Regions from separate parts of the Mus musculus genome. Here regions 1, 2 and 4 are each linked to region 3. The links are chromatin loops, found by intact Hi-C in ENCODE. Cell type or tissue: gastrocnemius. All regions are shown on one strand.

Region 1 (8,000 bases), 180 kb before region 3:
AATGCCAGGACCATGACTAAGCATTCTGCAGCAGAAACAGCTGTGGCTCACAGCAAAGAATGCTTAGCTTTTGTGGAGGAAACAGCAGGGCATATTAAGAAGGGGCACTTGGATGCTTCTAGATACTGATAGTGCTGGTGGTCTGCCCCTGGAAGTGGTGATGAAGGGGTTCACTTTATAATTCTTCAACTATACTGGTTTTAAGTGTATCTATATGCTATGTACACATTGTGATAGAAAGAATTGTGAACATTTCTTGAGTGTTTCTGGCATAAAGTAAAATACACCATACGAAATTAATGCTATGTAAATACTAAGATGAAAGTCAGCTAAGCCTTTGACTACCAGAAACTGCGCCTTGGTGAGCATCTGGTGACGTCAGAGTGTCATGACTAGGACGTCATTCAGGCATGAGATGCCTTTGTCACTAGTGTCCTCATGGACCTTTGAACCTGGGATCCTTTTCTCACAGTTGTCCACACCCTTGTTCTTAGTCAGCGAAAACTGTCCTGTGCTGGATTCGGCACTGTTACTGTCACTGAGTGCTTAGTGCTTAGTGCTTAGTGCCTCCGAGAGTGCTCGTAACTGTCAGGTCACAGAGTTCTAAGAACTGATCTCCAAGATCCCACAAAGAAGGGAGACCTGGGATGGGCTGTGTGTATAGAGAAGAGGTGGCTTCTTTTTCAGATTTTCAGGAATTATCTGGAAAGTTCCATTTTCCTCAGTCTGATGGTGTCATAATCACTATTTTCTAAGTGAGAAGTGCCATTTCAGTTGTTGGGACCCTGGCTCACTCAGGACAGACTTCCCTTGTCCCACACTGATGGCCAAGGCTGGCAGGGGATCTGCAACAGCCTCTCCCAGAAATGTTTAAGCAGGGGCAGGCAGTGGGTGTTGTGAAGGACCCAGGGAACTTTGCTGTTTGTAAGGAAGGCTGTGCTTGACCTCACAAATGATAGTTGGCCTTCTTCATCCTCCTCCAGGGTCAGTCTGCATGGGCTTCACTTTCCTTGGTGCCCAAACCTGGTAGTATTTTAGATGATGTCAAAGCTGCATGCAGCTACCAACTTGTAGATATTTCCTGTCTGGGCCACTAGAGGGGGCCAGTAGCCCTGCTGCCCAGATAATGCTTTTAGAGAAGCTTGTCTGTGACTCCACTGCCACCCAGAACTGTGCTCTCAGAAGATTCCTTTTAGGGAAAGCCTGTCCCCAGGACAGACCTGCAGAGCTTGTTTTTCTGCGGTGCCATCCTTTTTGAATGCATTGTCTTCATCCACCTGAATTTTTTTTTTTACCGTACTCGTGCATTGCTTGACATCGTATTCATTGGTAGATGACATAGGAACCTAGCATTCTTTTCTCTTGTTAAGATCCCTTAGTAAATTCAAACTGTTTGTTTTATAGCTAAGCAGACCTTTTGTTTTGTTCTCTTGTAGAACACAAGAGTCAGAATGATCTTTTAAATTTCATTTTTAAAAGTTACCTTTCTCACATACTTGGGTATGGTAGTGTGTTTAAAATCTCAGCACTAGGGAGAAAGAGGCAGGAGGGTCTGTTCAGTGTGAGCCTCGTGTAAATTGTCAGTACATGGTCAGCCCATGTTATACAAGCAGAAAGGGCAGGGGCTGTCAATAAAGTACTTGTTCCACAGTCGTGAGGACGTGAGTTCAGATCCTCAGCAGCCATGCCAAAAAAAGACTAGTAGTGACTGTAACCCCAGGACTGGGGAGGAGAGATAAGAGGATCCCTGGAGCTCACTGGCCAACCTTCCTAGCCAATCAGTCAGTTCTGGTTTCAGAGAAAGACCCTTTCTCAAAATAATAATATATAGCAAGATGGAGAAAGACGCCTAACATCATGCTCTGGCCTCCACAAGCGTGCGTATGCTTTCACACACACACACACATGCAGACATCAACATAAACAAGTCTGTAATCTTATGTGTGTGTGTGTGTGTGTGTGTGTGTGTGTGTGTGTGTGTGCATGTACACACGGGAAGAGCTATCCTGTCTTGCTTAGGCATAGCTTAACAGGTTCACATTAGCATTTCGAGGGCACTTTCTTCTGCCATAGTAACTGCATATTAACCTTCTGATATTTTGTCATTCATTATTTTAAATATTTTGGGGTGGAGAGTGGGTTGCTGAGAAGTTGTTAAATGTAAATGTGTGGTTTGAAGCAGCATCCTCAAAAGTTTTTACTCAGGTATCCCCGAAAAGAGCTTTGAAAGTGTGCCCTAACACTTACAGCAACCCTAGATGCCTGTGGTGAATGGCAGAGGTTGATGCCCACTGTCTTCTGTTTAAAGTATGTAAGCACATACTTCTGTATTTGCCAGGAAGGCTCTAGTTCATAATTCCTTTCCTCTGAAATAACATTTCCATCTCATGTACACCATTGTATCTTAAGGTAATATGTTTATTCTTAATTTTTTTATATAATTGTGTTTTGAGTTAGGGTTGTTAGGTAGTGCGTGGTGGCCTCACATTCATGATCCTCTTGCCTTAGTCTCCCAAGTACTTCAATTATAAATTTGTACCACTATGACTAGCTGTAAACACTTTTATAATGGGCTACATTGTTTCCTAGTGAACTCAACACTTAATACTAATGCTTTCTTTTGGGTTAAGTTATCATAATTAGTATATTACTATTAGCATAACCAGAAAACATATTATAAATTCTGGTAAGTATTCATAAATAAAGCAGGAAAGTCTCTGGCCTTGTGTCTTGTTAAGTTGAAAGGTAGTTTTGATGAAAAGATGGGGGCCTGTTAACCGTATCTGGGTTCCTCATTGATCCCAGAGAAGGGATCCTAAGGTGGTATAAAGCATGTGTGAAAGGAGAGCCATGTCGGTTGTGGCCCTCTCCTTGGAGGAATGCCTGTGGACTCCCAGAGACAATGTGATCCCCTGGCTCAATCCAGGCTCAGGTCACAAGGTGTCTTTGAAACCGAGAGTAGCTCTGGTGGGACCCAGTGCAGTGGCTTAAGGAGCACTTAGTAACCTTGCTGAGCACTGTCTGAAAGCGGAAGTACTGTCTTCACGGTGTTCCCAGCCTGCTCTGCTTCATGCCCCGTTTTGAAATTACTGGGAACTCCTAGGGAGATATGGCTACCTAAGGTGTGCCTCAGTGGGCTTGATGGAGTCAACCCACCACTCCTTACTGCAGGTGATTAAATGATATTCTAGTATCAGGCTGTATCAGTGCACTTAGCCATGTTGAAAAGCTTTCGTGTTACCTCAGTATTGTACTGCTGCGTGTAAGACCAGGAATAGTCATGTGTAGATTCTGGTCTGAAGATACTTTCATTTCTCTTCTTTGAGGGTTTTATTGGCTAGAGAGAACCTTGCCTGACTTTACTTAAAAAAAAAAAAAATCCAATTCTTTGGTAACAGTTCAGTAATAAGTTTTTGACACTTCTATAAAGCTTATGTAAGTAACATCTTTGATGAAGAGAAAGAATTACACAATGTTTAATATTTTACTTCTTTTTAAAGATTCCTCAGACAAAAAGGAAAAGAAATCTTTTAGCCTTGAAGAAAAATCCAAAATCTCCAAAAACCGGGTTCATTATATGAAATTCACAAAAGGTGAGAGCTGGCATTCACTTGTTGGAGTATGTATTTTGGCACTGGGTTTCTTGAGGCACTGTGACTCTCGTCCAGCACTGAGCAATGGCTGCTTGTTTGAAATTCTGAACGGGAGGTCTGGGCAGCCTGGTGGATTGATCTGCAGCAGCCCTGGGTGCCAAGGGCTCAGTGTGATGGCAAGTTCCCTGTGCTGACTTGCCAGGAATCTTATTAAAGTGCAAACTGGGGTGCAGTGGTTCCAAGAACAGCCCAGGGGAGCTTCAGACTGGGTAAGTCCTGTGTCGGCTGAGAGTGGAAGTCAGTGTCTGGTTAGAGGAGATGGCAATGCTATGTAGCTAGATGAGAAAATAATTTGATTTTATGTTCTTCATCTTGACAAAAGGCTTTTAGCCTTTGTTCAGTTCTTAATGGTTATGGAGGATAGTTCCTGTTATTTGGCAGTTTGGATCATTAATTATATCAAAATCTACACTGTAATGACACAGAGTCTCCACAAGTTCTCCATCTCATGGAGTATCGCTGTAGGCATCTCATAGTCATGGCCAGGGTGGTGTCAAGATATGCAGTGGTTGGAAATTGGGCAACAAACCCTCCTTTGCTCCTCACCGCCTTCCTGGCACATTCCCACCTTCCCCATGTAGCTTCTCATTGATGGGTGCACCTTTCCTCTATAGCCATTAGGTGGCAGTCGTGTACAGATGAGAAGCCTCTACTTTGCTTTAAACAAGTCTCAGATGTTTCTGTAGAATGGCCACAAGCTATTTATTACATGCTGTATTTCGTGTGCGCTAGGTGTGATGGTTACTGCTCTGTGGTATCCATACACTATTTAATTGTTCTTTGGGAAATTGGATGTCTGTTCCTGTCTCTATGCCAGGAAAAACATATCTCTTTGCCTTGGTCTTGGCATTTTGGGGTTGTTTAACTCCTAGGACCTGCCTTAATTGCTGTGGGAGACATTTCTGACTGGAAACCGTTGCTAGTAGCTCTCCTTCAGGACCAGGTCCCCAACAGATAGAACTGGGTTTGGAAGAAGTGAAAGGCATGGCAGAGCCTGGGGTTAGGGAACAGAGTGACTTCCAGGCTCTGTGGGAGGAGAGCTGCAATCCCCTTTGTTCCCTGTGTGGTTTAAGGGGCTCCTTTGTGCTATCCATTTCTTTTTCATAGGCAAACACTTTTTTGTTGGCGGCTCATGAGGCTTCTAATCAGGACTTATCTTTACCACACCATAACCCGTTATAGACCAGAAAACTACTTTGCTGCCCCTTAGTCCCTGGTCCCGTAAACAGCCCTTCTTTTTTCATTAGACACTATAGGAAGACTACAGACACTGCAGAAGGGTGTTGCAGAGCACACAAATGAATTCACTTTGGATGACATGCAGCCTCCCCCACTCCCTCCCCTCTAAATGCATGTAGTCTTTTGATTGTCCTTTAGAACCTGACTGCATACCTGACTCACCTGAAGCATTTGCTGACGTTAGGATGAACCTCCCTAAGTTGCTTTAATCTGCTGGATACTGGCTGTGTCTGCTTTCTATTCCTGGTTCAGCCACTCCCTTGCTGGTGACCCTGTCAGACTGCTTGGTGTGTTATACCTTCATTTCTCTCTCACAGTGAGGTTTGCATATTTATCAGCCCTGCTCATGAAGAAAGGAGGCCTTACTGTGCAGAGAAGAAAGAGCTGAAGGTGCATTGTGCTAAGGGAGAGGAGGTGTCAGGAAATAGAGGACCCAAAGGCTGGGAATAAGAAAGGAAGAGGAAAAAGGAGTGGAAATCTAGGTAGTACAGGAAACAGCAGATAACCACTGTCTGCACCATCCAGTGCAAGTTGGTGTTACAGTTCTTTTAATTTCCTAAAAGCTGTTTCTTTCAGTTGTTCTTGTCTCTGGGTATGAATGACAAACATGAACTGTTGTTATCCTAAAGGAGCCTGTCTGGGTCTGCGGAAGCTGGCTTCTGGCTGGTGCTCTCCCAGACACTTCCCTAACCGTTTCCCTTCCTTCAAACTCTGTTTCCTCTTCTGTAACAGAGGAGGTATTTGCAAGCTGCCATGAAGCTCAGTAAGGCTCTGTTCTGTGGTTTTTGAGACATGACCCTTCTTATGGAACGCATGCTCTTCCAGCATTGTGGAAATAGGGGATTTGATGTTCATGATGAAGGTTCCTAGTTCCCTTTGCTAATGAGGATGAGTCATCATAAGCCCCTATGTGGTCCAGAAAACTAAAATGTAGGAAGGCAGTTCCTCTGTACAGCCTCTGTACAGCCTGCTGAAGACCTTCCCAGAGCAAGAGAAGCCTTTGTGGTGGTACACGCCTTTAGTCCCAGCAGTGGGAGAGAGAGGCATGCAGATCTCTGCACCTAAAGCCAGCCTCATGTACATGAAAAACTACAAAATGCCTGGCTAGAGCAAGTGGTACTGTAATATCTGCTACTGCCTAAATTCCAGCTACATTAGTCTTTGTCCTGATGCATAATTACTTCTTTTTGTAGCTTCTACTTGGTGATTTGATTTGGAATAATTAATTACGTAATTTTAAGTTACTATCATCTATATTTGTTTGAAATCTAGCTCCTCCCACTGTTGGTGTATTCTTTTACTTTTTCATTGGGTTCTTATGTCTATCATACTTCCAACCCTTTTTCCACCCTAATCCTTCTCAACCCCCAACACAAGGTAGGAGAGAAAGAAGGTTAGAGGAAAAGAGGGGCTTAGACCTCTTTAAACTACTTCCTGCTGATTAGGATTGTCGGGTTCCTTGAGGCAAGTCTAATCTTCATCATCAGAATATCCAGCAATAGCAAGCCAGCAATCCAGCAAGCCCCGAAGCAGGTGGAGCAGCAGCCACCACAGGCTTTCTCAGGGCTCTCTCATTTATATCCTCTCCAGCGACCCCCAGAATTAAACGGTCTGCAGCTGGTAAAGATCATGCCCCTCCCAGAGCATGAGATAATTATAGCTAATGGCTATGGACAAACTGAAGCAGCCCCATATCCCACACCTGGGATTAAAACAAAAACATATTCATATAACATAATTATGTTTTTAAAGAAACGAAAACTCACTACATTCCACAGTGAGACCCGAGTTGTAAGGGATATTGGTTTTGTACTTAATGTATTCTTGACTGAATCATGTAAATGAATTTTGATGTATCCTAGATAAACCTGTTTTTTAATTTAACAAACATATTTACTAAGGCAACATTTCTTTAGGGTTAGGACTATCTATACCTCATTGATCTTATACCTGTTATAGTCCATTTCCTCTCCAGGTGCCAGACTAGTGGGTGCAGTTGGCATTTGTCACTCTGGGAGTCACAGCCTCCTCTCAGTGACCACAGTGATGATCTGGAAAAGCTGATAACAGTGATTGATAGCCAAAGAGTGACAGATTGATTGCTGTCCTCGGTGCAGCATTCCTCTGTAAAAACCTACACCCAGCCTCGAATGGACTTCCTTATGTCTGCGGCTCCTGGAAGCCTTTCTTCCTGGTTCTCCAGATACAGTTGTAGCTGAGCTAGAACAGCCACAGCTAGGTAGATAACACATGTTTTCTGCCCTGTTTGTCATTTGTCAAAGATCTAAGTTTGTCATCAGTCTTTGTTGTGATTTTTACCATAGATCAGAACTAAAGCTAACATCCACTCAAAAATGAGTTTTACTAGGTGTATTTTGTCCAAGAGTGGCCATAAGTTCATAACACATATATACGATTCAGTCAGGACTATTAGCTGACTTCTAATTTCAAAATCCTAGCTGTCTTGCCATTGTACCCACTTACAGGTGTCTTCCTTACGGACTCTGACTCTCATTTCTTTTCTGTGTTCTTGTTTTTCAGATTAAATCCAGAGCAGGTTCTGTACAGCCCTGGTTTCTACGTTTAAATGAACTTTGCTAGAGGATAGACATTTCTGACCCAAGAATCCATCACTAGAAGCCTAGAAACCCTAGCACTTCCATTGAACATTACTGGCTTCCCTTTGAGTCTGAGATTTGTTCTGAATCTCAATGTGTTTATTTCTTCACATACTAATTGTGAACTGTGGCCCTGAGTTCTCTCTTTTCTTTGAACTTTTGCATTCAGTGAAATTGCTATAAAAATTTATGTTTCTTTCAGGGTTGCTCCTCTTTTTAGGGGCTGGGTTAAAGGGAGCTGGCCATTGGTTTGAGGGTTCTTGTTTGTTTTTGAGTTGGTGTTTCTTTCACTATGTGGCACACCCTGGTTTCGACTGCCCAGTCCTCTTGCCTCTGCTTACGGGGTGCTTGGATTACAGCATGTGTTGTTATGCTTGGTTTCTGATGCTCATTCTGAGCCGTCTTAAGCTGACTTCCACAGTGAATGTGCTTAGCACTAGGAAATGGATTGTACTGGCGGCAGCTGAGGATAGATCACTGCCTCCCAAGG
Region 2 (8,000 bases), 94 kb before region 3:
ACCTCCTTTGAAGGAACATACCAAACACTGAGCTAACAGACTCTTGTCTGCCCTTGGACACGTGTATATTATTGCCTTTATGAAATGTGTTTTTATATTCTGCTATTATGTCCACCTTATATTTTGTATTGTTGACAGATCCCCAAGAAGTCTTATTATAATATCACTTATAAGATATACTTAATCTTTATGCTATTACTGTATATACCATTTGGTAACAAATAGTGAATTGTTGATGATGTAATTGACTGGTGCCCAGTCCCGGATGGATATTAATAATCTCGTGAAACACTATCACAGGCATTAAGCTACTCTGTTCCATTTTTTCAAGAAAACTAAATATGCATGGAACAGTTATGAAATTGATTTTTCAAAATGTTTAATTTAAATAAATTTTTTTGTACCTTCACCATTCTATCCTTTGAAATAGTATTTTTTTTAAATTCATACTAGGTCTCAGTGCTACCTGTAATATTGTTTGCGTTATTTTCTGAGTCGACTTTTTATTTTAAGGAGTTTTTGTTATATAGGGTTTTAAATTTCTTTATGAGTTGTGCTGAAAAGACAAACTTCGATTCTACACATTAGTGCTGTTTTTGTTGACATTGGAAAAGGAAAGCCATAGCAACCCACATGAGCAGTTTCTCCATGCCTATTCAGTAACTGCACGCTTCCCAAGTCTAAGCAAATGACCATCTTGTCCTCTCCCCTACTTGAGTGGTGTAGCAGTATGCAGTGGCCCTCTGGACTGGACAACATGCTGTCGGGGAGACAGGCACACAGCCTGGAATCAAGGTCTGAGACAGCTGGGAAAGTCCAGGATGCACGCTCAGTCAAAAAAGCTCCTGGAAAATCAGCCTGGCTCTGTCCCATGTATGGCACCTAATATGGGCTGCTCTTCATGTAAAGAAGGAACTTGTTTAAGTCAAAGGTAGCCATGCCCCTTCCCATGCTCCTCTGGGCCAACGAGGGCCCTCCTGGGTTTCTGCACATCCTTCTCTGCTGATCATAACCCACACCCATTATTCAGTAGCACTTCATTGTTGTTGGGAGTGTTAGAGAAGGTTTCTGAACTGTTTCTCATCCACAGCCCAGGTGGGCCTCATCATTCCCACCACATTACACAGCCAGGGACACTACAGTTCCGAGTGGGAGATGGCGTGAGACTCGCCACCCTCCTAGGATGTTGGCTTCAGCACCCATGAGGCGCATTCATTGGGAGCATTCATGGCTGAGGGTTTAGTGCTTCTCCTTGGTCCTGGTTTTGGTGTTGGAGATGTGGCCTCATGTTGTGGCTCAGACTGACCTGGAACTCACTAGGTAGCCCAGACTAGCCTTGGACTTGTGGAAACCCTTCTTTAGCCTCCTTGGTTCCATTCTCTGTGCCTCACTGGGGCATGGATTCAACTGCTCCTCAATCCATGACCATCTCAGGCCAGAGAAGAAGAAAGCAATTATGGGTGACAATTGAGATGACACAGAGCCGTGATGCTCTGCACCTGGCCAGTGGTGGCCATATGCAGAGAGCACTGAGGTACTATCCTTGGCTATACTGAGCTCTGAATTGGCAGTATCTGGTCAAGGTATGCCCCTTGGCACTGCCCAATGGGCATGCATCATTGTAACACACAGTGTGGTTACACTGTCCATGCCGATGAGACGACAAGAAGGCAGGAGGGTTCTCTGCTCTGAGTGGGACACTGTGGGAACCAAAGTCTCTGTGGGTCCCAGCTACCTGTGCACCCTGCCTGTGGTACTCAGGTTACAATGTGACTGATGTCATCTTACAGGATGACAAGCCATGACAGCAAGTTGTTTTTCTAAAATGCTGACGTTCCCATGTCACTCTTTGCCTTAAGATCTCTGTTCCTGTTCCTTAAGCAGTGAACAACAAAGGTGACCCACTTTGTGGCTGAGGAGCCCTGTATTTCAACTCCCACTTGCTTATGTGCAGGGCAGTCTTTATTTTCACAAATGTTGTAGAAAGGGAAACACTTGTGTTCTTTTCTCTAAGACACACCCCCACCATTACATCTCCTGCCAACTATACAAACTTCAGGCTTGTCATATCTGCCCAGTCTGAATGTTAGTTCCCCAATGGCCGATTCTCTCCTTTCCAGAAGTTTCTCTCTCAGCTTCTCTTTCCCTCTGGTGGATCTTGCTGCAAGAATACCAACCGGTCTCTGAAAATACCATCCTTTCTCATGCATCCATGTTTAACCATGCCAGCATGGAGACCCTCACACTATTGCCTGTCTAGTGATACCTCATACAATGTCCAAGTGGCAGGTCCTTAGTCTCCCATGGACCCTGGTAGCTACAGCGACTGGCCAACAATGAATTCAACTAAATTGTGTGTCCTCCATTTGCAGACCCAGAGTAGGTTTGAGAACCCCAGCTGGGTTGAGTAGTGGTGAAAGACCCCTATCCTTCTGGGTCCATCCTTGGAACTATGTCCCTAAGACCTCTGGTTCATGTGCCTCTCGGGTTCATGTGGCTGAGGTAGGCCTGCACCTGCTGCAGTGTAGAATGGAGAGATAGGTTGGAGATGGAATATGAGCCTTCCTCTTTGAATAAATAGTATTTCTGTTTTCTTCACAATGGAAAGGAGAGAGAGAAATGAAACAGGACATACCTATTCTGTCCCATTTACTTCTGTGTTGCTACGATAAAAGACTGACCAAAAGTAACTCGGGGAGAAAAAGGTTTATTTGGCTTACACTTCCACATCATAGTCCATCAAAGCAGGGACCTTGAGGCAGGAACTGAAGCAGAAGCCATGGAGGAGTGCTACTTATTGGCTTGCTTTGGGTGGATGGCTTAGTTTGCTTTCTTATACACCCTAGGACCACCTGTGCAGGGATGGTACCACCACAGAGGGCTAAGCCCTCCTACATCAATTGTTTATCAAGAAAACACCCACAGCCAATTCCTCAATTGAATTTCCCTCCTCCCAGGTGACTCTAATCTGTGTCTAGTTGACAAAAAAAACAAAACCCCACAATATCTAGCAAATGTTATCTATAATCTATCTATCTATCTATCTATCTATCTATCTATCTATCTATCTATCTATCTATCTATCTATTTATCTATCTATCTACCATCCATCCATCATCTATAATCAATCATCTATAAATTATCTATCAATAATCTATATGATATATATCATCTTTTCTTTCTTTTCCCATTTCTCTCTCACTTTATGCCTCCTTTTTTTTCTCTATTTGTTGCATTCACTCATCTGTGCACACACACACACACACACACACACACACACATTCATCCTACTTCTTGTCAGTCTGTTATCTTTCTTTTAATAATAAATATAGACTTAGTCTTTAAAGTAAATTTAGGAAAATAAAGTTAGCTCTCATCCAAAACTTAGAGCCATCACTAGTTTTTTCTTTTAATTTTTTTTTTTTACATATATCCATCTTGCTTTAAACGTTTTTGGTCTATATATTCATATGTCTTTTATAACAATTATTTTACTCTTTAATGTTAAACTTTCCCCAAATCACTGGGCTTAGTTATTCTACAAAGCTGTTTTCTTCCTGCTTGATAAAATTCTAATAAGAACATTGAGAGCCTCAGATGGACTTCATCATCCACCCATCCTGTTGTGTAGCCAGTAATACTAAGGCTGAGACAGGAGGACAAAAGATCACAAGTTTGACGCTATTTTAAACTACACAGTGAGACTCTGGGTAAAACAAGAAAAAAGGGATAAGGAGAAGGGGAAAAACAGCAGGAGAAAAGAAAAGGAGAGAGCCATAGAAAAATGGAGAAAGAAGTTGTCCCCTTGCTGTATCTACTTCCCTATGGTCGATTTTATGTGTGGCATAATCCTGTTCCATTTCCCAGCTTACACGGTTGTATGTACTATGATTGTGATCATGTGGACACACAACCCACTGGTAATAGCTTGTTCCGGTCAACACCCTAAGGTAGGAGTTGGTCAGTGACATCTATGTTTGTACTAGCCTCCTCTGTGGCTACTGACATCACAGTTTACATATTTCACTTGGCCATCCTATGACTCTCTCCATAATTGGATTGTTCAACCTGCTGACCCAGTAGCAGGATGTCATTTATAAAGGCTATACCTCAACCTTAAAACTTGCAAAAAGAATTTATTATATTTTTAAGTAGCTTTATGATTATCTGTTGGGTTGCATTTATAGCTATACTTGCTAGCATATAGGTAGCTTAGGTTAGATGTCACCTTCAGTTCCTGGTACAAAGAATCTGAGATGCTCCTGTGGGTCCCACAAAGAAGAGCAGATACTATGTGAAGGCTGGAAACCCCTGGTGACCTTTTGTCAATGACTTTATGTGACCAGAATCTTGCTACCTCCATTTTCAAATGCCCTGGTCACCCCAGAGGCCCCAAGAAGGCAGTTATTGTGTCGTAGAGGTGATGAGATCTACATGGTAAGGCTGTGACTTCAAGGTCACAAGGTCGTATGGAGGGTGAGTGACTAAAGAAGTCTACTTGCCCATGTCTCTTTACCCCATTGGTTCTTATCACAGAAATGGGGAAAAATCTCACAGCTTCTTGAACAGATCTCAAGAAGCTAGAGATCTATCTATCTATCTATCTATCTATCTATCTATCTATCTATCTATCATCTATCTATCTATCATCTATCATCTATCTATCTGAAAAGATAGGAATACCAGCCCTGCCACCCCATCTCAAGATTCTGGGAAGGCCAGAGAACATGTGTAACATTCTGAACTGTGCTCAAGAGAACAGAAGAGCAGTGTCACATCCCACTGCTACCTCCTCAGCCATTGTAATTTAGAACTCTTAGTATGCATGGGGGTTCCTGTGGATTCTCAAATCCCCTGTGCTCAGGCCCCATGTATCACAGGGTGCAGCCCACAGTTAGCCTGAATGCACCTTCAGAGATTTTTACATCAGATGACTTATGATACCCAACAGAAAGCTCTACTATGCCACCTCTCTTTAGGTCAGGCTCTTTGGAAAATGATGAATAATGACTGGGAACAAAGCCTACCCGTGTTCAGTGCTGACTGACTGTCCTGGGTAGAGCAGCACAGACCACACCAGCAATACTACGAATTCTTTCAGTCTGAGTGACCGAGTCTGCAATATGAACCACTTGATTGCCAAAGTCTCACTGTGATTGCATTGTTTTTTATTTAAAATTTTTTTCCATTAATTTATTTATTCATTATACATCCCAGTTGCAGCCCACACTCCTCTCAGTCCTTCCCTCCCATGGCCCTTGCTCCTATTCCCCCCTCCCCTTCATCTCTGAGAGGGGTGAGGTCCTCCCTGAGTACCAACCCATTCTGACACCTCAAGTAACTGCAGAACTAGGTACATCCTCTCTCACTGAGGCCAACCAAAACATCCCAGTTAGGGGAACAGGATCCACAGGCAGGTAACAGAATCAGGTTAAGCCCCTGCTTCAGTTGTTGAAGGGTCCACATGAAGATCAAGTTGCACATCTGCTGCATATATGCAGGGGGCCTAAGTCCAGCCCTTATGTGTTCTTTGGCTGGTGGTTTAGTCTCTGGGAGCCCCAAGAGTCCAGGTTAGTTGACTCTGTTGGTCTTCTTGTGGAGTCCCTATTCCCTCCAGGTCCCTCAATCTTTCCCCCAAATCTTCCATAAAACTTCCCAAGTTGAGCTCCATCTAATGTTTGGTTGTGGGTCTCCAGCTGTTCCATCAGCTGCAGGGTGGGGTCTCTAGAGGATAGTTATGCTAGGCTCCTGTCTGCAAGCCTAACAGAGTATCATTAATAATGTCAGGGGTTGGTCTTGCCCATGGGATGGACCTCAAGTTGAGTCAGTCATTGGTTGGCCATTTCCTCAGTCTCTGTGACATCATTGTCCCTGCATTTTTTGTAGGCTGGACAAATTTTGGGTGGAAAGTTTTGTGTGTTGGTTGGTGTCCTTATCCCTCCACTGGGAGTCCTGCCTGACTACAGGAGGTGGCACTTCAAACTCCATATTCCCCACTGCTAGAAGCCTTAGCTAGAGTCAACCTCAAAGACTTCCTGGAGCTTCTCCCATCCCAGGTCTTTGGCAAGTCCTAGAGGTGCCTTCCCTCCTGACTTCTATCTCTCCCAGCCCTCTCTCCCCAGTTCTCCCTACGTCTCCCTTTCCACTCCCCATTCCCTCTCCCATTCAGTTCCATCCATCCATCTAACTCCAATGGCAAATTTATTTCCCCTTCCCAGTGAGATTCAAGCATTCTCCCTTGAGCCCTCCTTGTTATTTAGCTTCTTTGGGTCTGTGTAGCGTGGGTATCCTGGACTTTATGGATGATATCTACTTTTCAGTGAGTGCACACTGTGCATGTCCTTTGGAGTCTGGGTTACCTCACTTGGGATATTTTCTAGTACCATCCATTTGCCTGCAAATTTCATGATGTTCTTGTATTTAATAGCTGAGTAGTATTCCATTGTGCAAATGAACTACATTTTCTTTATCCAGTTGAAGGGTGTCTGGGTTGTTTCCAGTTTCTGGCTATTATGCATAAAGCTGCTGTTGCATTTTTAATGGAAGGAACTTGGAACTAGAAAACTCTCACCCCAGTTCTGAACCCTTGGGGGAAAAATTCCCCTGGCTGAGCAGGAGGCATCATTGCTATATACCCAATGTTAGGTTTGATGATGGGATTCAGTGAGGTAAAGATTCACCTAAGGGTAGCCAGCTGAGGGGTCGAGGTGGAGAAGAGGGTAAGGAGCTGGGAAGAGGGAAGATGACCAGGGGCTCCAGCACAGGACTCCAGGACATCCTCTGTGCGATGAGGTTCAGAGAAGCTAAACAGAACACACTCCACTCACAGCAATTAGAGAACATGCACAACAGGCAGCACACAAAACACACTTGGGACAGAGTACACACACATCATGTGCACACACACTACCTGCATCATCACACAGCAAATATATGTGTGCACACATACGGAGCATGCAACACACACACATAGCATGGACACACATGCAGCACATAAGAGTACTTGCACAAAGCATACATACACAGTACACATACAGCATACAGTGCACACATAGAACCTATGCATATATCACATACACATGCATAATACATCCACATATCACACACACAGTGCACATACATCATGCAGCGAACACACACAGAGCCTATGAATATAGCACATACATGTGTATAGTACACCCACATACCACATACACAGTGCACACACAGCAAGCAGAACACACACAGAGCCCCTGCATATGTGACATACATGTGCATAGCACACACACAAAACCTATGAATATAGCACATACATGTGCATAGTACACCCACATACCACATACACAGTGCACACACAGCAAGTAGAACACACACAGAGCCTATGCAATGTGACATACATGTGCATAGTACATGCACACAGCGTTCGCATGCACACACACACACTGCACATGCAGTGGGGGCACACAGCACGTAAGCAAGCCCTTTTTATGCTTAGAGAACAGCTCAGGGGGTTAGGCAGGCAGAGAACCCAATGAGTAGTAGCTGCCGAGCTTTTCCTGCCTTGAGAGCTGCTGTGACCAGGAGTGGGAGGAAGTGACCAGAGCCCAGTGTTTCCTGTCTGATAAGGCAGCCTCTCCCTATAGAGCCTGGCCACCACCTTCAGGCCAGCCACCTCGGCCGCCACCAAAAGAGCCCTGCCCAAGGAAGGGCCTCCTAGGAGGAAAATCTCTTCTCCAGATTAGCAGAGCTCTGTGCCTTCCTCTCTGTCCGCCTGAGTGTCCCCAGCAGCCACAGGAAATGCAGGGATCTGCACACCCAGGGGTCCCACCTAGGGACTCTGCCTGTCTCAGAGTCCCACCCTCTGCATCCCCAGAGAACAGAAAACTTGCCCCCTGAGCCAACTGTCAGAACATCAGAACTTCTACTAGCAGAAGCCAATCAGGCCCCACGCCTGGAATTTGGGCTTCAGAAACCATGCAAATTGTTCAGTTACCAAGGAACCCACCTTTAGATGAGTTAAC
Region 3 (8,000 bases):
TCCCACTCCTTGCTCCCTGGCACCTCACCAGGAGCCAACAGAATCAGGGTAGGCTGAGAGTTGTAGGGGCACAAACCTCCCATCTCTCTAACACGCTAAAACCTGTCCTTCCTGAGGCCCAGATACACAAGGCTGTGTCCTTGAACCAGGTTCAGTGGTCCTTCTTGGCATCTGCTGACAGGCCTCTATCTATACTCTGGTTTTGCAGTGAAAGCCAGGCCTGGAACTGCTGGCTGTGGACACTGAGACCCTCCAGCTGCAGCCTCAGACCCTGTGGCAGCTGGTGCTTTCCTCTTGGTATGGGTCCTGGGCACCAGACCTCACGGTGCACACAGAACCTCAGCACACAACATCCCTGGCTCCGTTGTGCCTTCCTTTGCTGCTTCCGTCACTCTCTTCTTTACTTTTACTTCTTCATTAGAATGCTGTTCACCTTTTGCAAACTGCTCTAAGCCCTGATCCACAGAAGGCAGGCTCACCAATGAAGGGCCAGGCAGGTCGTAAACCATGCTCTGAGCTGTGACCAGGAAGGGACAGCAGACATACAAGGCTTCTCCTGCACCAGGGACTGGGTCTACAGTGGCTGTATCCCACAGGGAGTGATTTTATATCCACCACCCTTGTGTTCTGTGCACTGCCAACGACAGTTCTCCTGTTATAAAAAGTATGTCTTGGCTGCAAGGTAGCTAAACCTCCGGGAAACAAATGGGGTGATATGTGTGCATCATTTAACCATGAGGCAGCTTGGTGTCTTATTGGGCACAAGTCTCAGGGTGTGTGGTTTCCCTAAAGCCCCCAAGGGCTAGCCTGTCTAAGTGACTATCAGGCCTACCTAAGATCTTATTTGTTTCAGTCTAACTTCCAGAGTGGGGTGAAAAGCCTTTTTTATGGCTGAATTTGACTTTGATGGTGTCATATGTTTTTTGAAGATAACAAATATATGGTTGGGGCTGGGCGAGGTGGTGCACACCTTTAATCCCAGCACTCGGGAGGCAGAGGCAGGCGAATTTCTGAGTTTGAGGCTAGCCTGGTCTACAGAGTGAGTTCCAGGACAGCCAGGGCTACACAGAGAAACCCTGTCTCACAAAACAAACAAACAAACAAACAAACAAAACCAAATATATGGTTTTTGTTTCTCAAATCCATCTTACTTGCTTATATTTTTAAAATAATTCTGTGCATGTGCATATGTGTGTGTTCATGCATGTGACAATGCCTGGGTCTGGAATCCAGAGAAGAATACTCAGGAGTTGGTCAATTCCTTCCACCACTGTCTTTTGAATGCAGGTAGTCAAGCTGGCACAAGTGCTTTTACCTACTGAGCTATCTCAGTGGCCCTAGTCTGTGTCTTTTGGTTGGGAATTTAGCCCATTTATGTTCAAAGTTATAACTGAACGCTCTGTGCTGATTCTTGTCTTCAGTTCATGCCCTAACTACTGGGGAACACGGGAAAGAACTGGAGAAGCTTGCTCTGGGCTCTCCTGGAAGCTCTTGCCATCCAGCATGGGACGGTTGCAAGAGCCCTTCTTGGATTCGTAGCTCTGTCTGCTCCACGGTGAAAAGAAAAGAGGCTTGTAGGCTGACTGGCAGGGGAAGCTCCTGGATGGAGCAGCTCCCCTGGGGAATAGAGCTTACAATACCCAGAGAGTAGTCTCTGTTGATTCTTGAGCGACAGCCTGGGAGAGCCCCCCACCGCCCCCGCCGCCGCCGCCCGCCCCGCCGCCAGCCGCTCAGCTCATTGTCCCACACAGGGTAGTCGGCTCTGATTCTGGGACTCAGTCCTTGAGCCACAGCCTGGGAGAGCCCCTGCTGCCGCCCGCTGCTCATTGTCCAAGTGCTGCCACTTTTCCTCTGCTACATTGTTCCCTTATCAGCATTCCACACACTGTGGTGGCTGCACAGGAAAGCATGGCCACCACTGAGGCTGTCGCCTGGGTGGTGGATGCCAGGTGTCCCGCCACACAATCGGCCCCTCAGGCCCATCCCAGAGCCCGGACAAACTGGTCCACTAGGGCAACATTTGGCTGACCCTGCTCTCTTCAGGGTTGTTAAAGGAGAGAATAAAGAAGAACAGACTCTAGTCCTGGTGACCTCAGGAGGCACGTGTGGCACTGCTGGGTCTCTGCCCTCACTGCGATGTCCCACGGGAACTGAAATCTCTGGTCCATGACGGTGAAGCATAGGCTGGTGCTATGGAGAAAGTCAAGGAAGGCAGGGAAAAGAAAAACGCTTCAGGGACTGCTCTTAATGGACATTAGGCTGGTGGTTGGGAGGAACGGTGCCATCTGTAGTTCCTGAACCGTTTTCTGAAGTGAATGGTTTAGACTCAATATGACAGCTTCTACCCAGGGATTGGGGAACAAGGTCTAGCAGGAAGTGGGAGCAATTTGTTTTGGGTCTGCACTAGCCTAGAATACTCTTGGGCACTAAGGAAGGTGGGTGGTGCTGATGCAACAAATTAAACTATTAGACACCTAATTAAATTTGAATATTTAAATCAGTGAATAAGAGCTTTAAAAATGTCTTATCCCTATGATATGGTGGCAAACACCAGAGTACTGGAGGTGCAGACCAGAGGGTCAGGGTCATCCTCGGCTAATACTGAGCTGATCTCAAATAAATGAAACAAAACAGATATAGTCATGTAATGTTTAGCTCAAACACTTAAATGCTACACTGAAATGCAAGAGTAATCAGGCAATCTGTGTTTTATTTTGTCTCATCCACCAGGAGAGTGAGAGAGACCTCAAGAGGTCTGGGGCAGCCCCTCTCAAAGTTTGGGTCTCAAGCTCTTTTCTGCTTCTTCGGGTAGCACCCATCATCAGGGCTTATGGGTACAGGAGAAGCCTCCCAGCTGTTCTATTACCCTGAAAAACAAAACAAAACAAAGCAAAACAGACAAAAACACAAAAAGCAAAACAAACAAAAACCCACAAAAACAAAACAAAACACCAGCAGCTAGGTTAGTGCTTCATTTACAGGTGGTGTATCTCCCTCGCCCCCTGCTGGCAACATCAGATATTACAGCTTCTTGGTCAGGTCTTGTCCTGGAAATCTCTGAGCCCTGAGTCTGAGACCACCCACCTTTCATCTGCCTGGGGGAAATCAGAAATGTGGATTTTTGTGAAGAAAATCACACTATCCTCTGTGTATCATAATTTCTGAAATATCACCTTACCTTACCCCAGTCAAGTAGGAATTTAGAGAAAATAGCATAATTTTCACCAATTTTATGTACCCAGAGTCTAGAAATTTCTAGAAACAAAAAAAGTTCATGACACTTGTGAGCTAACAAGACTCAAGCCCTTAAGAAGACAGAAACTCTAGGATTGGAGACAAGATAGATGCAGAAGGGTCTCCTCACATCAGAGCAGGAAGTCACTGCCCCAAAGAATTTCAAAGCCCCTTGCTTCTGCATTCTGGTTACCGTGGAACGTTGAATGCACACACACTCCATGTGCCGCTAGGACACCTAGGACACTAGGGCACATCAGTGCTATCTCAACCTCGTGACATCTATGCTCCGAGTGGAACGCTGACAGAGTTGTGAGCCTAAACTCACAAGCATCCTGGGATCTGCAGATGGGGAGAGCTGGGCTTGGTGGTTCCTCAACAGTTTGGAGGTCTTTCAGGAAAACAAGGTGAGATCGTGAGCCCATAGGTCTGGAAGTCAACGTTCATTTGGAAAGAATAAATAAATCACAATTAGCATATGTTGATAAAGGCTTTATCATCGGAGGTGGTTTTAGGCTCACAAGAAAGTTGAGGTATACAGAGTTCCCAAGTTCCCATGGGGTTCCCTCCATGATGAGCATTTCCCACTGGAGCAGGACCTGCATTGTTTGTTTTGACTTTTTGTGTGTTTACTTATTGTGGCACCGTCTCACTCTATAGCGCTGGTTAGCCTGGGAACCAGGCCAGCCTTAAACTCAGACCCACCTGCCTCTGCCTCCCAAGTGCTGGGATGAAAGGTGTGCACACCAAGGCCAAAAACTCAACCCAGGCTGTGACTGTACCCACAAAGGCCTGGCTGCCCCTGAGGCAATGGTATTGTGTGTGTGTGTGTGTGTGTCTGTGTGTGTGTGTGTCTGTGTGTGTGTGTGTGTGTCTGTGTGTGTGTGTGTGTGTGTGTGTGTGTGTCTGTGTGTGTGTGTGTGTGTGTGTGTGTCTGTGTGTGTGTGTGTGTGTGTGTCTGTCTGTCTGTGTGTGTGTGTGTCTGTGTGTGTGTGTGTCTGTCTGTCTGTTTGTCAGGGTCATTTTCCAAGAAGCGCTGCCTAGTGAGAGTGACTCCGAGACCCATCTTTCTCCTTGTCTCTGAAGCAATATTAATCTTACTCTGCCAAGGTTTAAAGTGGGTGCAGTTTGTACTACTATCCCTACGCTACCCTGTCCTCCACCCCAAAGACAACAACACGGCAGTGACTGCCCGGTAAATGAGAATACTAAAGGGGAGGCATCGTGAAGGAAGTAATTTGATCTCCTGAGATGTGAAGGCAAGGTTCAAAGTCAGTGGAACAGAACAAGAAGAACAGGAGGAAACACCACACAATGGCCACAGGCTGGTGTGAACGGTTCTCCGCAGAGGACGGCTCACCAGGTTTGAGTTCTGAGTTCCTGGGCAAGGCAAGGAAGCTCTTTGTGATCCAAGAGCTTTCTTGTTCAGTGGCCTGATTTGGACAGGGCTTGGAGGAGCCCTGAGGACAGTTTGGATGATTGATCACCCTTAGGGATCAGAATTCTAGTTCCTGCTGGGTTCATGAGTTGTGTTTAGGTAAGCAGTGCCCTCTACTGCTCTGTTGCTTGCATTGCAGTTCCCAGGGCAGCTACTTTGCCTGGAGCCTTGTCAACAGGGGAAAGTGGAACAGGTTAAGACACCAAGCATCTTCAACCAAAACAGAGGTTTCTGCACAAGCCACACACAGTGGTCTTCAGAAACCGGGAGTTTTGTGTCCGAGAAGTGAAGGGTTTGTGGACACCAAGCTAGATTAGGTCTATCTACATTGGCTGTCTTTGTTCTGAACATGCAGACATTTTCCCCCATTATTCCCTAAACAATACATCAGAGCAAATACTGACATAACATTCACATCATGTTAAGTACGATAAGTAGTGTATAGATGATTTAAAATATGCGCATGAGTTTCATGCGAAGAATATGCCATTTTCTATAAGGGGCTTGAATTTCTGGAGGTCTGGACCCCTGCCTGTGTGGGACCTTAGAATCAGTCCCCTATGGATACTAAGGGGTAACTATTTAGATTTTTGCATGAGATGAAAGTTAGAGATCTATCAAGATACAAACATATTTACATTTGCTGCATCGTCAAAAGCCAAAGAACTTTTGTCTACTTAGTTGGCTCCAGCGGACTGGGTAGCATCAGCTTTGGATCTTCAGGAAGACAGCACATCCAATCCCCCATTTAGCCCATGTGGATGGTTTCACAAGCTGTTTTATTGGCTTAACTAACCAATTAAGAATGCCTAAGCTTATATTTACGATATTCTCAGGGCTTAATAGTAGCAGGACTTTGCACCCCATGGCATATAGGCGCATTTTCTAGGAAGACTTTATCCTCCGGTTTCCAGTGAAAGGGTACCCTTGAGTTTTCACATCGAGTACCTAGGTGCTTGCTCCATGCCTCCCGGACTGGGAGATCTGTTCCCAGGAGCTCCACAACAGTAGTAGCTATGCTAAGTGTCCTGGATGAGGTGGCTCTTCATGAAGAACCACATCTATTACTGAAGGCTGTTTCCCCTCTAAGTCCCTTGCCAAGCTGAGGATGGGAAAGAAAGTGAGATTAAGAAAAGAAACCCACACTATTTAACCAGATCAGATGCCCAGAGGGTTTCTTGGAAACTCCCAGGGCATGGGAGCCATCACAAAGGATAATAAACAGAAAGTGCAAGAAGGGACAGCCCAGTGGCTTTCCTTTGATCCTGTTTCCTCTGCAGGGCTCAGGGCGCCTAGGTTCCACGCTGCAGTTTTGTTCTACTGTCTGACTGTGGCTTAGTGTGCAAACAGAAACCTCTTCCTCTGACCCAAGGCAAGCAGACCAAGAGGAAGCTCCCCAGGGACTCTGTCCTGCTTGTCCCCACCCTCCAGCGTCAGAAGGTCTACGGCTAGAGAATCCTGGTGCCCTCGGCTTCTGCTGAGTTTGCTGAGCTTTGGGTGGGGAACCTGGAAAGTGAAAAGCCACGTTTGACCTCATTAAACACACACGTGCTTGCACACACACACACACACACACACACACCCTTCTGACTGTAAATACAGGATTCCAACTCTAAATGAAACAATAAGAGCTGGATTCAATGAGGCTCCCGGGCAAACAGAGTGTTTAGGGTTTTGTTGAGATTCTATTGTGTTGACTGGAGGTTCTTAATACAGTAAGACAGCAAGAGGCTTCCTGTTATGGAAACAGGCAAACCCTGACATTCAGAGAGTCAATCTATACAGCAACTGGATAAACAAGCAAGATAACCATCAGCCATAATTGACACAATAGTCAAGAGGGCATTGCTTGGGGAAGGAGCTGGCACAGACCCAAACAATTCAGAAGAGTACAGTGCAAACCATCTCCTGGAACAATCCCCATTCACCGTGCCATGAACTGAAGCATGGCCCTGCACACAGGGGCTCCAAGGCCCTGAAGGGGGCATACACAGAGAGAGACCTTTTCCGAGTGACCTTCTAGAGGACTGTGAGGAATCCTGTACTACCTTTGCAAGTACTGAGGTTGGGGAAAGTCCTCCAGATTGGCTAAGCTACCCTGCCTGGAATTCCTGCCTTTGACTCCCCACCTGCAAACAGAGCATCTTCAGCCAAGGTCTGCTCTTGATGAGTCCTCTGAAGACTGGGGAACTAGCCCTGGCCTATGGAAGGGACAACAAAAACTACCTGAGCTCTGGGCTCGGCTCTTGTGCAGTTAGCAGGTTAGATATATCTTCTGTCTCCCGAGTACCTGGTCTCTGTCAGCTCCCACTCTATACTCATCTGGCTTCCAACCTGTCTGGGTACCAACTCGTCACAAACAACTTCATCCTCTAATGAAGCAGGACAGCCTATTGCCCATGTGTCTTGACTTGGCAAGTCCTGGACACTCATAATAATCTTTCCCTCAGCAGGTAACCTCAGCCTCGCAGGAACACCTAATAACTGGCTCTTAAAGTTTGGGTTCATTGTAAGCAAAGCATGCATTATATCAAGGAGGTGGGGGGGGGGATGGAGATCTAGCTGATAAGTCGCCATCACTTTCTCTGAGGTCTAAATCTCACTTTAGGAAAAGACAGCAGGTCAGAGGAGGCCTTCCTGGAGAGAGGGTAAGACCTGGATGGATATTCTAGGCATAGAAGGGACTAGCCTGGGACCAGCCAGGCTCTTGGAGTCAGTTAGTGGCATCAAAAGGAAGTTGTGGGCCTGGAAATTGCAGCTCAGTGGATGGGGTCTTGCCTCCCATGCAAGAATCCATGGGTTCAGTCCTCACTGTGGGAAATCAGTTGGAAAGAACTTGTAATTGCTTATAAATCCTGTAATACAAGGGCAAAGGTCACACGGTCCTGCAGGTGGTCCCCCAGAGAGCTAGACACAGCGCACACTGTGAAGGATCATCCACTGTGAACACACCCTGTACACACACACACACACACACACACACACACACACACACACACACACAAACACACACCCCACACACCCTCAGGACCTTGTGTCCAAGTTGGTGTTCTTAGTCCAAGGCTCGGGTTACAAGGGATTTTTAAGAATTAGCAAGGAGTAAGAGCTAGAAAGATGGGCTTGGTGGAGGACCTGGATTCAGTTCCCAGTAACCACATGGAGACTCACAGCTTCGGTTTCAGGAGATTCAAAGCCCTCTTCAGTACACATATATACACGTAGGGTAAATACTCATACACATAAAGTGAACAAATGCAAATTAAAATAATTGTAAAAGAATTATCAAGGGTCTTAGCAATAATTTCAGGCCCCCAAACTAAGGTTTGGA
Region 4 (8,000 bases), 110 kb before region 3:
TTCCAAGGAGTGGTGTGGCAGCATGCTCTTTTCAGGGAGAACTAACAAATGTTCTGAGTGGAAGGAAGCAAGTTAAGTTAGAAGACATGTTCCTGCCTGGGCCTCTCCCGTTCCTCTTACAGACACCGGCAGAATCACAGAACAAGGCCCTTCATTTCAGGGGTCACAGATGAGTCCCTGGACCTGGCTGGAACCAACAAGGTTCCGTGGGTTAAGATTTCCATAACCAGCAGTGGCCAGTTGTACTGGGCTTCTAGAGCCCAGACAGTCCTCCTTCTGCTGGGTCATCTCTCAGAATCTATTGGGAGGCAGGGTTGGTCAGGCAAGTGACTAGAGCGCTGGGACCTGGGGGTTTAGGGGTGCCATAGGAACCAGGGGTGTCTGGAACTTAAGAAAACATTGTTTTGATATTATACTCGTATATTACAGAAGAATTATTAAAGGTCCACCTTATTCACACCCAGGAACAATTCCTTCCCATAGAGAGGACCTTTGATCCTGTGATCTGTGAGATCCGTAAAGATGACCTTGTGCTCTGCTTGCTCCAATCGGCTCAGTTACAGGGACATCTCAGATTCTAGCTGTTAGTTTTCATCCCTAAAGTTGTTCTAAATTAGGAACCTCCATGGGTTTATCACCAATGGCTTTGAACAAATTTCCTATGGATTGAAAAAGAGGAACTCTCTAAGGCAGTGAATTGTAGGGAAATGGGGGCTGCTAATTCTGGACCAGTTTTGGATGAGGGACCCACTGAGGGAAATGGGGGAAAGTATGGGAGAGGGAGGAAGGAGGTATAGGGGAGAGAGGAAAGGAAGGGGGAGGACAGAAGGACAAAGGGGAAAGAAAAAAAAATAGAAGTCACCAGGGATGAGTGGTGAGCACAGTAAGCAGGTGGGGCTGGGCTAGCTCCAGCTGCTCTTGGCCCATTTGATTTCAGCGTCCAGGCCAAGTCTTGACCTCTGGATGTGATTGTGAAAAAAGTTCTGCTGAGACTTCCTGAAGTTAGAGAGCTAAGGGGAGGGGTCAAGGAGAGTGGGCATGTGAGAGCTAGGGAGCTGATGCAAGAGATGCCAGGTAGATGCTCATCACTCGTAGGCACAGCCTGGCCTCCCTCCTCTGGGAAATGGCCCTGTACTAAGCTCATCCTGGACTTCCTGTAGGTGGTATGGAAGCAGAGTGGAGCAAGCCAATAGCAACCAGCTTGTGAACTGTCAATCAAATTCAGACAGATCAGTGTAAGCAAAGATGGGGAGGAAAATTTCCACCTCCAGCTTAGATCAAGGGACAAACAGCAACAAGAGACATTTGCTCTAAGTGAGGACAGCGCAGCTGCTGTCTGCTCCGGCTAAGGCTGAGAAGTTGTGCTAAGTCCTGCTCAGTCTCTGTGGCTATTTGGCTCATAGCGGTGCTGCTGCCTGGTGAAGTGCAAACCTGCAAGCCAGCTTTGACCCTTTTTGTCTGTCTCCCTCTCCTAGGCCCCCAGGGCCATGGAAAAACTCTCCTTGAGGGGAGCATTTTGAAGGCCTGACCTTTTAAGCCTTTTAGAAGCTCACCATGTGTCCATTCTATTGTTTCACAGTTCATTGATGTGCACACGCAACCTGGTTTAATCTTCAGTTTACAGATGGAGGAGACATGAAGGCTGGAATTCACGGGACAAATTGCAGGAAGCTTTGATTTGAGGGTTTCTGTGGTCAGGTTATGTCTTCCTGAAAAACCAGGGCTAGGGAACTGCAGAGGTAGAAAGTAGAAGGATAGAGGGAGAAGGACTGAGGGAGAGGGGGAGAGGGAGAGGGAAAACTAGATGTCATTTAAGAGATGAGCAGAGAGAGGGGGGGGGTTATTACCGGTAGCCTGTGTGGGTCGGCCCTGATTTGGGTTAGATAAATTTGAAGCATGGTCCGCACACAGGTTCCAGTGTGCAAGGTCGCCTCTCAGGTACTGCATATTTGACTCTGATATCCTGCACGGAGCTGGGGATCCCTTGCCACTTTGGGTTTATGCCCTGATATGACCAGCTGCAGCCCCTGTGCCTTGACTCTGAGTCATTGCCTGCAGAAGGCTAGTATTTGCAGCTCTTACAGGAGTCTAGAATGATCAGATCAATACACTGACACAGTCCTGGGCCAGCACTGGCAAAATCCGGCATCCGAATGCCTGGGGCGGGGCGGGGCGGGGCGGGGCAGGGCGGGGCGGGGCGCCGTAGCTGCTGTAGTTCATCGGCCTTTCGACTCTTCAGGGCTGATCAGTACTTTTGCAAAGTATGACTTTCGCAGAGATGTGAGAGGCGCCAGGGTCACTGCAACTCTGTGTCCTTTGGCGTCTCCTCCACCCTTTTCCGGCTTTCCCACTGGCCAAAGAGCGTGCTCCCAGGTCCCTTCCCCGCTACTTGGACTGCCTGGATGATTCTCAGTGGGAGAGAATGTGCCTAGACCTGCTGGGACTAGATGCCCCAGGGTGGGGTGGTACCCAAGGGGGGTTCCCCTTCTCTGGAGACAAGGTGTGGGGACAATGGGGGAGGGATTTGTAAGGGTGAGACTGGGAAGAGAGGCGGGAGGGGGCTGTAATTGGGATGTAAAGTAAATTTAAAAGAGGAAGAGGAGGAGGAGGAGGGGAAAGAGGAGGGGAGGAAGAGGGAGGAGGAGGGAGAGGGAGAGGGAGAGGGAGAGGGAGAGGGAGAGGGAGAGGGAGAGGGAGAGGGAGAGGGAGAGGAAGAAACATCATTACAAAGATGAAGTTACAAAAGTGAGCAAACCAACCAGCCCGGGTTCCAGCCTACAGATGGCTCCAAGCAGCAGGTCGGTCAGCGATGGAGCAAAGTCACAAAGACTTCAGGCTCACAACTATCACCAGTTGCAATGTGTGAAACTAACTACTTGGAAGCAACTTTCCCAACCTGTATTCTCCGAGCCTGACCCCTCTCTTTGCCCCGGGTTTGCCAAGGTATCTACAGTCTTCCCTAACGGTTCTGCACTGTGTGAGCCCAGCATTTCCACAAACAGGCGCTGGCCTCTCTGAAGCTGCATTAAAAGCAACCTGTCCCTTGAGCAGAGTTAGGGTCAAACTAGTGGCCCCTTGTGATCCATTGTCGTCCTGTTCCTCTTTCTCAGAAAGCCATACCTCTCAAGGAGAAGCATGTCTGGGAGCAATCGTGGCAGTGAAGCACAACACTGCAAATGGCCTAGCGCCCACCCCCAACAGCCCCATGGAGACTTCTGCCTCTGGATATGCTGGGCAAACCTTCCAGTCTAGGATGGTGCCTGATGGCTCTGCGGCCTGCACCTCAGGACACCCTCTTCCAGACTAGCTCCCTGCTGCACCACCTTTGGCTGGTAGCTGTCCTGGCTTTGCACAGTAGCGGGGGTGGGGGTGGGGGGTGGGGCAGCGATCACCGGCTTTAAGGGACACCGGCCTTAGAGCCCTGTTGCTGGACCCTGACCCGAGTCTATTTTATGCCGAAAGCACATGCCCTGATGAATTTTATCTAGGGTCCTTGAGGGTAAAATTAGGTCTTAAAGTCGGAGAAGTTGCAGTTCTCCGGACATTTACAGCGTCTCAGCACTGGCCGCCTTGCACGTTGTAAGCAAATTCAGTCACCTCACAGGGACTTTGAGACTAGAGAGGCATCTCCATCAAAGATTACACAGCCAGAGCTCACTGTATTTACCTCATCACCGCCTGTGAGATCAGCCTTATCGCCGGGTTTTAGGATTAGGAAAGGTCTTGGGAGATACCGGACTTGCTGTCACGCATTCAGTAACTCAAGACAGAGTCTCACACCCAACACCACTGTCTTCCGCTCAGACTCTGCCTCTTTCGAAGGTCGCCTCTGTGGAGCCTCCACATGGGGTGGCGCGCCATAAATGTTTGTGGGTCTAATTCCAGGAACTAGGCCCCCCGCCCCTGCGGTGTTTCTACAGTGGGGTGTGTCTAAAGCATGTTGGCTCGTTATTTCACTCATTCGTTCATTCACTCATTCGGCAGTTCTTGAATGCCTACTGTGTGTAGGCGCTGATGTAACCGCCAAAGCAGCCGCGGCGTGCGTTAGGGTCTCAAGTTCCCGGTCCACAGCTCATTCAGGATACGGGGAAACCGAGAAGGCTCCACTGTAAGGAAGTAGTTGGGACACATAGGAGCGGAAAAGCGGCTCCTCTAGAGTCGGAAGAAGCACCAGAAATGGATTCCGCAAAAGGGCTACTAGCAAGGAAGATGCAGACTCAGACTGCCGGGGTCAGCGGCAGGCAGAGTGGGATGGGGGCAAAGACAAGAAGAGGAAAATCGGATAGCAGAAAACCCGACCCCTCTAGAGATCCACAGTGCCAGTTTAGGGAAGTCAGTGCGCCGAGTCCCTAGTCCGGTGGATCCCACATCCACCTAAGACCCTTGGTGGCTGCCCACGTTTACTGGGGCGAGATGACCCAAGCCATGGGTGTGATCTGTTCACAACAGCATACTTGGCCGATCTAGGGATATTGATAGTGTCTCTCCTCCTCGAGTATCCTGGTGTAAGCTGTTTGAGTTCGGTTTTCCTTTGCGGGAGTTTTGGTGGAGTCTGGTCCCAGCGCGGAGGGCAGCCCAACAACGGAACAGGGGCTGGACCTGACTCCTGCGCCAAGCAGTGGTGACTTCGAGCCGTGGGCGCGCTCCTCCTGGCCCTGCAGCACCTGCACCGGAGCGGGATCGGGGCAGGCTCGGGAGGCGGAGGGGCGGACAGGGGCGGGCACCGGGGCAGGCTCGGCCCCTCCCTCCCCCTGCCGGCAGGTCGCAGCGGGGACGCCGCGGCGGGGCAGCCGGGAGGGGCCGCGCCGCCCCAGAGAGTCATTGGCGGACCCGGTGGCCCGAAGCTGATAAATAAGGGCCAAGCCCGAGGCTGCTGGCCAAGTTGGACGTCGCGACCTGAGCGAGGGCCAGGTCAGCGCCGGCCCCACGAGGCGAAGCCAAGTGACCCGCGTTCGGCCATGGCCTCGCTGCTGGGCGCCTATCCGTGGACCGAGGGACTGGAGTGTCCCGCCCTGGAAGCCGAGCTGTCGGATGGGCTGTCGCCGCCCGCCGTCCCCCGACCTTCAGGGGACAAGAGTTCGGAAAGCCGGATCCGGCGGCCCATGAATGCCTTCATGGTGTGGGCCAAGGATGAGAGGAAACGTCTGGCAGTGCAGAACCCGGACCTGCACAACGCGGAGCTCAGCAAGATGCTGGGTAAGTGCGCGGGGCACGAAGCTGTTGCGAGGATGGCGCGGGTGACAACGCTGTTCGGAAAGGTGGGGAGTGGGGGTGGGATTTGAACACAGACACCACCAGGGCCTGAGCGGGCCACGGTGAAACCGGTGAAACCAGTGAAACTTTAGGAACAGCACGGGGCTCCGGACTGGTCCCTACTCTGGGTCGCGGAGCTGAGACTCCGGTCTCAGGAGCAGGAGCGACCCGCGGCCTGTCCCGGGGACTGGAACTAGGGCTTAAGGACTCAGAGGGGCAGATACGTTTAGTCTGGGTGGAATCGGCGGAACCGGCGTTTGCTGGAAGACTGAGGAGACTCCACTCCTCACGTTGTAGACTGGGAAAATCAGAAAGAGATATTGTCACAGAGAAAAAGATAACGAACGTACGTCAGTTGAGGCCTCACTGAGAAACGTCTCTATTTTTAACTATTTAACAGAAAGAAAAAGAAAATCAGCAACAAAAGATGTCCACCCGAATAGGCTGGGTTCGCTCATCTATTTATCGAAGAAGTGTAAATAACTTGAAAAGAAATTTTGAGCAGCCAGAGAGGGTCTTTGAATCCCATCGCTTCTTGCTTATAGCTATGGTGCTGTCCGCAGATAATCCTGACTGGAACCAGACAGGCCAGAGAATTGGGGATGAAAATGCTAAAACGGTTCCAAGGAACCCGTTCTTGTTGGATTTTCTATTCTCTCCAGTACTCAGAGCAGGGGTGGGTGGGTTAATATATGCATTACACACACACACACACACACACACACACACACACACACACACACTTATACACACACGTATTAATTAAATGTGTTTGTGTTAGTGAGTGTATGCGTGCACACTCGTGCCACCATGAGTGTGTGGGGGGCAGTCAGAAGACATCTGGGAGGTGGGGAGTAAGTTCTTTCTTGCCATCATGTGGGTTCTAGGAATTAGACATTCACATCTTCAGGCTTCGTGGCAAAAAATGCCTTAACCCACTGAATTAGTCTCAAAGCCAAAAAACTTTCAACCTTACCTTACTTCAAATCTCTTTACCCTTCAACGTGGTTCTTATTTATTTTAACCAGTAAGATCCCTTCAAAATATTTTGTTTGCAGAGGGCACCAAGGCCTGCCAGGAGAGGCATACAGGCCACTGGACCCCACCCCGCTGGGATGGAAGCCCTTCCCTTTTCCGTAGGAGCCTGGGCTCTTTCCTCTTTCAGAGTCACAGATCGAGGGCTGGCTTTCTGCTGGTAATAGGCCTGAGCCTAGAGAGATGGCCCAGCTCTCTGGCTGTCTGGAGGCTCCAAAAAGCACTTGGTGAGAGTTGTGGGGTTCCAAACACCTCTTATCCAAATCTTTGGCCAACTCCACCCAGTGTGTATTGGTGATCATTGCCGTTGGGCCTCCTTCCTCCGAACAAAATAATAAGCCTGTACATTCCCCATTCTATTAGCATAACAAGAAATAGACTAATATCTACAACCATTTTTTTTATCTGAAAGCTTATATTGTTTTCTTTTTTAATGAATTTTATGAATCTCTCTGTGGTTCAGTCCCAGTTGGGGAGAGAATGTTTTTTATTTTTTACCAGGTTTCTGAGGAAGGCCCTGGTGGAGATAAAAGGGTGGGGAACCTGGAAAGGAATCCAGGCTGCCTTATTTGGGGGGTGAGGACAGGGACAGAGATGTGGGAGACAAACCTTCCTGTGGACTAACTCTGTCTGGAATACAACTGCAGGCTTTCTGAGTGTGCAGTTCATCTTGCAGAAAAGACTATCTTTCCTCCTTTAGCAGTACAGCTCAAAATGGTCAAGGGGAAAACAGCAGCTCTTTGCTGCTTGTTAGAGACCACACAGCGCCTGCTAGCAGGGGCAGCTGCAGCCCCCCTGTACTCCTCCTTCCTGAGAACTTTCTTCTCTTTCTGGCCCATGTGAGGGAAGGCACAGATGAGAGACTCCCAACATTTGCTACTGCAGGCTTCCCAAACGTCAACCTTAAAACCCAGGTAAAGGATTTTTAGCAATAGAAAGTGAACTATTTTAGTGTACCATGAATACGTTGAGGCGTGCCTACTACATGACAAATGAGAAAGTGTATCACAAATTAGACATTTGTTAGGATTTAAAGTGCAAACCGTGTTTTAGTAAGTCTAGAGCATCTGGGTACGTTTGGGGACCAGAGCCACATTTTATAGTCAGGCCACGGATAGAGCACTCGGTGTGTCTGGATTCTGGACATCTTGCAAAACTAGTGCCATCTCTACATCTGGTGCTGTGGACACTTTTCGAGACATACTTCTAAGTGACAACTAATTGCAACAATTGCAGATATTGGTAGCTTCTGCCTCTGAGCACTCAGTGTCCTATAATATCCTGACCCATGGAACCAGCCAGTGTGGGCAAGGGCAGAAACCAGGGCAGGGTGTACATACCCTGTGCTTAGCCACAAGTGTATTGTACCCAGTAGGGAGACATGCTCTCTTTCCTTACAGGGCTTATCCGGCCAGATGCCTCGTCCTCTTCACTAGAGGGTCTGAAACTTGAGGGTACATTAGAGTCATGGGAGAGCATGCTAAATTTGCAGATGCCTACCTCCGTTTTAGTCGGCAGCAGTTTAAATGGTCTGTAAGTGATCCTTGGAACTCTCTGGAGCAGGGCTGCGTTCCATTGAAAGATGGAAGTGGTGTACCAAGGTGGCTTGTGATTGCAAAGGGACAGACTGGTAGGGTATGGTGAATAGAAAACCAAGTACAAGCAGCATTTTAACACTGGTGGGGATACACAGAGAGGAGACTCCTAAAAGG

What was found. A loop is a pair of places that touch in the nucleus more often than their neighbours do. Peaks named below come from ENCODE experiments on the same cell type or tissue, not always from the same donor. Only the 100,000 strongest peaks of a DNase experiment are listed, where the experiment ranks them.
Region 1: a loop joins it to region 3, with 8 times the contacts of the local background. A loop is called at or near these places in 35 of 42 quality-filtered maps.
Region 2: a loop joins it to region 3, with 2.1 times the contacts of the local background. A loop is called at or near these places in 11 of 42 quality-filtered maps.
Region 4: a loop joins it to region 3, with 6 times the contacts of the local background. A loop is called at or near these places in 9 of 42 quality-filtered maps.

The regions. Positions count from the first base shown.
Region 1 is chr14:63,868,802-63,876,801 of GRCm38, forward strand. It overlaps Pinx1 (PIN2/TERF1 interacting, telomerase inhibitor 1), which reads left to right. Exons shown (of 7, transcript NM_028228.3): 5 at 3,501-3,593. Among named protein-coding and RNA genes, the nearest start is that of Pinx1, 12 kb to the left of the region's middle. In gastrocnemius, CTCF peaks have their summits at 1,089 (motif pointing right) and 4,270 (motif pointing right); DNase peaks (open chromatin) are centred at 1,100, 3,785 and 4,252.
Region 2 is chr14:63,950,325-63,958,324 of GRCm38, forward strand. Sox7 (SRY (sex determining region Y)-box 7) reads left to right here. Exons shown (of 2, transcript NM_011446.1): 2 at 1-408. Among named protein-coding and RNA genes, the nearest start is that of Sox7, 11 kb to the left of the region's middle. In gastrocnemius, no CTCF peak of the experiment used is centred here; no DNase peak of the experiment used is centred here; H3K27ac peaks cover 1,167 bases.
Region 3 is chr14:64,044,619-64,052,618 of GRCm38, forward strand. No RefSeq gene overlaps it. Among named protein-coding and RNA genes, the nearest start is that of Prss55, 37 kb to the right of the region's middle. In gastrocnemius, CTCF peaks have their summits at 3,008 (motif pointing left) and 4,788 (motif pointing left); DNase peaks (open chromatin) are centred at 3,011 and 4,794; H3K4me3 peaks cover 851 bases; H3K27ac peaks cover 3,170 bases.
Region 4 is chr14:63,938,798-63,946,797 of GRCm38, forward strand. It overlaps Sox7 (SRY (sex determining region Y)-box 7), which reads left to right and starts at 4,909. Exons shown (of 2, transcript NM_011446.1): 1 at 4,909-5,196. The coding sequence starts at 4,959. In gastrocnemius, a CTCF peak has its summit at 4,769 (motif pointing left); a DNase peak (open chromatin) is centred at 4,871; H3K4me3 peaks cover 5,646 bases; H3K27ac peaks cover 6,406 bases.